2 separate regions of the Homo sapiens genome follow, and region 2 is linked to region 1. The links are chromatin loops, found by intact Hi-C in ENCODE. Cell type or tissue: Caco-2. All regions are shown on one strand.

What was found. Peaks named below come from ENCODE experiments on the same cell type or tissue, not always from the same donor. Only the 100,000 strongest peaks of a DNase experiment are listed, where the experiment ranks them.
Region 2: it touches region 1 in a loop (5-fold over the local background); 2 of 110 quality-filtered maps call a loop at or near these places.

Annotation. Positions count from the first base shown.
Region 1 is chr12:48,715,637-48,718,136 of GRCh38, reverse strand. CCNT1 (cyclin T1) reads left to right here and starts at 1,430. Exons shown (of 9, transcript NM_001240.4): 1 at 1,430-1,622. The coding sequence starts at 1,462. RefSeq lists enhancers at 676-915, 315-1,315, 1,386-1,665. In Caco-2, no CTCF peak of the experiment used is centred here; a DNase peak (open chromatin) is centred at 1,226; H3K4me3 peaks cover 2,009 bases.
Region 2 is chr12:49,261,504-49,264,003 of GRCh38, reverse strand. It overlaps a transcript of TUBA1C not described here. Among named protein-coding and RNA genes, the nearest start is that of TUBA1C, 2.3 kb to the left of the region's middle. In Caco-2, a CTCF peak has its summit at 1,069 (motif pointing left); no DNase peak of the experiment used is centred here; H3K4me3 peaks cover 222 bases.

The sequences.
Region 1 (2,500 bases):
CCACTGCAACTTCTGCCTCCCGGGTTCAAATGATTCTCCTGCCTCAGCCTCCCGAGTAGCTGGGAGTACAGGCGTGCGCCACCACGCCTGGCTAATTTTTGTATTTTCAGTAGAGATGAGGTTTCACCATGTTGGCCAGGCTGGTCTCGAACTCCCGACTTCAGGTGATCCACCCGCCTTGGCCTCCCAAAGTGCTGGGATTATAGGCTTGAGCCACCGCGCCCGGCAAAGGAGCTGGGAAATATTTTGACAGAGGGCAAGAACTTGCTAATCTGTGCAAGTGAGGGGTAGTGGTGGAGGCTTTCCACACTCAAGGGGCAGTTTTAGTTCACCCATTCGCAAACGTACTTAAAAATTACCTCTTAGAGTTGTGCTGAATAAATGAAACAGTATATTTAAGTCAGTATTGTGCCTGGGACATGTAAGCTCTTAATTAATGTTATTAATTTCATTTTATTCCTTTAAGTTGGATCACTGGCGAACAACGTGAGAATGTTTTCATGCCTTTGGCTACACATTAAAGCGACCTCTCCAAATGGGTTGTCGCATTTTACATTGCTACCAACAATGTAACAGCCTTCTAGTTGCTTTATGCTCCGATATACGAAAGAGCCCCACCATTTGATTCTGTTTTTCAGTTTCTGACAGCCTCACCTACTTTCTCTTTCAAGTTCATCTGCCACATTTTTACTTATTTTATTTTTTTGAGACGGAGTCTCGCTTTCTCACCCAGGCTGGAGGCTGGGGTGCAGTGGCGTGATCTCGGCTCACTGCGATCTCCGCCTCCCGGGTTCAAGCGATTCTCCTGCCTCAGCTTCCCGAGTAGCTGGGACTACAGGCGCGCGACACCACGCCGGCTAATTTTGTATTTTTAGTAGAGACGGGGGTTTCACCATATTGGCCAGGCTGGTCTCGAACTCCTGACCTCGTGATCCGCCCGCTTCGGGCTCCCAAAGTGCTGGGATTACAGGCGTGAACCACCGCGCCCGGCCCATCTGCCCCATTTTACATCACCACTGCCGTCACAAACAAAGTTCTCGTAAGAACCGCCAAGCGGCGCGTGGGCGGCCGCCCCATCCCACTATAATTGCGGCCTCGCAGCCTGACCCGGGGCGCCAACGCTCAATCCGGTTCTCGCGGGAAGATACACGGTTTTTAAGAAAGAACTTCTAACCCCACTCCACCGCCCAACGGTCACGTGACGCGCCTGCGTCCTCGCCTCAAGGTTTTTTCTGGTCGCATATTGGCTGTTAACTCGGCTACGGGGTGTAGCGAGGTGCATTCCGGAAGTAGGTCCTTTGACTTTTGCTTCCTCTACGGAGGCAAGTAACAACCCGGCGGTCGACGCTTAGCGGAAGTTCGTCAAGTCGCAGTTGCCCCCGCACAGCGGATGTGGGTCGCCTCTTAGGTGACGCTGGGAAGTGCCTGCAGCCTTCGCCGCTGCCTTCTGGTTGAAGCACTATGGAGGGAGAGAGGAAGAACAACAACAAACGGTGGTATTTCACTCGAGAACAGCTGGAAAATAGCCCATCCCGTCGTTTTGGCGTGGACCCAGATAAAGAACTTTCTTATCGCCAGCAGGCGGCCAATCTGCTTCAGGACATGGGGCAGCGTCTTAACGTGTATCCTTGTGGCCTAGGCCTTCGGCCTTGGAGTTGGTCCCGCCATGCTCTGGCGTCCGGGTCTCAGGCTCTGTGGGGGGGACGAAAGTGGGGAAGAAGGTGGGCAGAAGCTGGATGTCTAGTTGGGAGAGCCCACGATGGGGCGGGCTGAAACTCAGTTAGCGCTAGGGAAGCGAGGCAGAGTTGATTTCCCGCTCGCTCACCCGTGCCGCCAGCCTTGCTGGGAATTCGTATCCTTCCCGGCTTTGTGTTTTAACCAGCCCTTCCAACTCTGTCTTCATTGTGTTCTGATCTGCTCTGGTGACGTTAAGATTCTCATTTTCCGCTGTGCCCTAGGGGTCTAGGTCTGGCAGAGGTTTCTCTGTTGACGGCTGCCTCCCAAACCTAGTGTGTAAATTTCGAGAAATTCAGTACCTGAAAGTGTTATAAAGGGTGGACTAGAATTAATGCCTCAGCCTTGGTCCAAAATCCATTCCTCATCTACTAGCTGTTTAAGTGACCTCTCAAATTTTTGGCCGTCTTGTCTATAAAATGGGATAATACCTCTTGTGTTTGATTCTGTGTCCAGCACAGTGCTTTGCATTCAGATGCTCAGTTAGTAGCTACTGTTTTATAGAATTTCAGAGGAAAGATGTTAGTTTACGTTTGTAGGGGATACCCACGAATCTAATGTTTTAAATAGTTTACAAAATACCGGGTCCTTAACTTACTTAGAGTGATGATATGTATTTCATTTTCAAAAATGAGGTAACGGCTGGATGCGGTGGCTCACGCCTGTAATCTCTGCACTTTGGGAGGCCGAGGCGGGTGGATCACCTGAGGTCAGGAGTTCGAGACCAGCCTGGCCAACATGATTAAACCCCTGTCTCTACTAAAAA
Region 2 (2,500 bases), 550 kb before region 1:
CGTGATCCGCCCGCCTCGGCCTCCCAAAGTGCTGGGAATACAGGCGTGAGCCACCGCGCCTGGCCGAGTAGTTGGCTTTTCATATCACATGATCACATTTCATCCATATGACAAACTCTATGAATTATTATCCCTAGTTTACAGATGAGGAAAGTAGAGCTCCGAGGAATTAAACCCTTCAACACTAACTTGTACTGCGTCATACTAAATGTGCCTCTCTGACCATCTCTGCCAAGGTTTCTCAGAAGCGCCTTTTATTTCTGTTGTTTTTGTTTCTCTGCAACTCTATCATGTTATCTTAGCTCATGAATTCCTTGACCATCTCTGGGAGATACAGAGTTTATGGAAATATTGAGGGAACAAAAGTGAATTTTCTGGCCGGGCACGGTGGCTCATGCCTGTAAGTCCAGCACTTTGGGAGGCCGAGGCAGGCAGGTCACTTGAGGTCAGGAGTTCAAGATATACTTCAACTCACACATACAAAATGGCCCTTGTGGAACATATGTGTAGAGATTTTAGTCTTAGTAGAGCTTTTCAACTTTTTCATTCATTCCCCAGATATATTTAGCACAGTATCCGAGATGCTTAGGGAATATGTTTGTGAGCAAAACTGATGGCTCTGCCTCATGGAGAGGGAATAGGGAAGATAGGGAAGTGGGAGTGGGATAGGGAAGAAAAACAACCAACAGGCCTGGCGCAGTGGCTCAAGTCTGTAATTCTGGCACTTTGGGAGGCGGGCGGATCACTTGAGGTCAAAAGTTTGAGACCAGCCTGGCTAACACGGTGAAACCCCATGTCTACCAAAAAATGTGAAAATTAGTCGAGCATGGTGGTGCACACCTGTAATCCCAACTACTCGGGAGGCTGAGGCAGAATTACTTGAACCTGGGAGGTGGAGGTTGCAGTGAGCAGAGATCGTGCCACTGTACTCCAGCCTGAGTGACAGAGACTCTGTCTCAGAAAAAAAAAAAAAAAAAAAAGAGTAATTCTCTTGTACTTTAAATTAATTTTAAGCATTGGGATCCATATTTAGATTTGCTGCCCTCTGCTGGAATTTTTTGGGGAAAAATTTCCTGGGTAGACAGTTAAACATTTAACCTTTATGTTAACAGATCTTTATGAGTCTAAAAATTACAGTGTAAGGAGAGGCAGAAACTGGACTTACTTTTCAGTTGACAGTTTCCAGAATTCACCAAAAATATGCTAAATTATTATTATTATTTTGACATGGAGTCTCGCTCTGTTGCCCAGGCTGGAGTGCAATGGCATGATGTCAGCTCACTGCAACCTCCACCTCCCAGGTTCAAGCAATTCTCCTGTCTCAGCCTCCCAAGTAGCTGGGGTTACAGGCATGTGCCACCATGCCCAGCTAATTTTTGTATTTTTAGTAGAGATGGGGTTTCACCATGTTGGTCAGACTGGTTTCAAACTCCTGACCTCAGGTGATCCACCAGGCTCAGCCTCCCAAAATGCTGCGATTACAGGCATGAGCCAGTTTGCCCAGACTATGCTAAATTATTAATAGGGTGACAGAAGACACGGTTCAGTGATCAGCCTTTTTTTTTTTTTTTGCTATAAAACTTTTTTTTTTTTTTTTTTTTTTTACACAGGGTCTCACTCTGTCACCCTGGATGGAGTGCAGTGGTGCAGCCTCGACTTTTTGGGCTCAAGCAATCCTCTTGCCTCAGCCTCCCAAGTACCTGGGACTACAGGTGTGTGCTACCATGCCTGGCTAATCTTTTTTTTTTTTTTGTAAAGATGAAGTCCCACTATATTTCCCAGGCTGGTTTTGAACTCCTAGGCTCAAGCAATCCTCCTGCCTTGGCCTCCCAAAGTGCTGGAATCACAGGTGTGAGCCACCACGCCTGGCTAATATATAACTTTGGATGGACATTTCCCCTCCTCAGGGTCCAGGTTTTGAATGTGCAATATGAGGAGATTGGACAGGATCCTCTGTAAGGCCCTTACAGCCCTAACATTCTGTGATGTGTGACTCAAAGTTTGTGGGGTTCATGTGAGCTCTACAAATATGAGCAAAGGAGAAAACATGCTTCCTCAGTCAACATCTTGACTGAAGAATCACCAGAACATTAGATAAATAATTACAGATGGGGCTTTCGTTGTAATCTTACAATGCTTTAGGGAAATAAGCGTTGCATACCTACTGCAGCTTTCTTGGGCTTTAAATGACCATATAGCATGTTCACAAAACATCACAAAACATTAGTAAAGAGAAAAGAATTCAGATAAAACTGAACCTTATTTTTTTTCAGCCTAACTCCTGTTTTCTTTGCTGAGATACTAGTAATGCTGAAGTATTTGTTTGTGTTCAGTTACAAATTACATGATACAATTAATGATGTAGGAATATTTTGTGCTTATGTAGAAATTTATAACAAAATGTTTTCTACTGCAATAGTGCCTTGGTAGAGTTTTTATAAATGAGTTTTTACAAAGGTATTTATTATGGAACTGTGGAAAATAAAGTCCTGAGACTTGA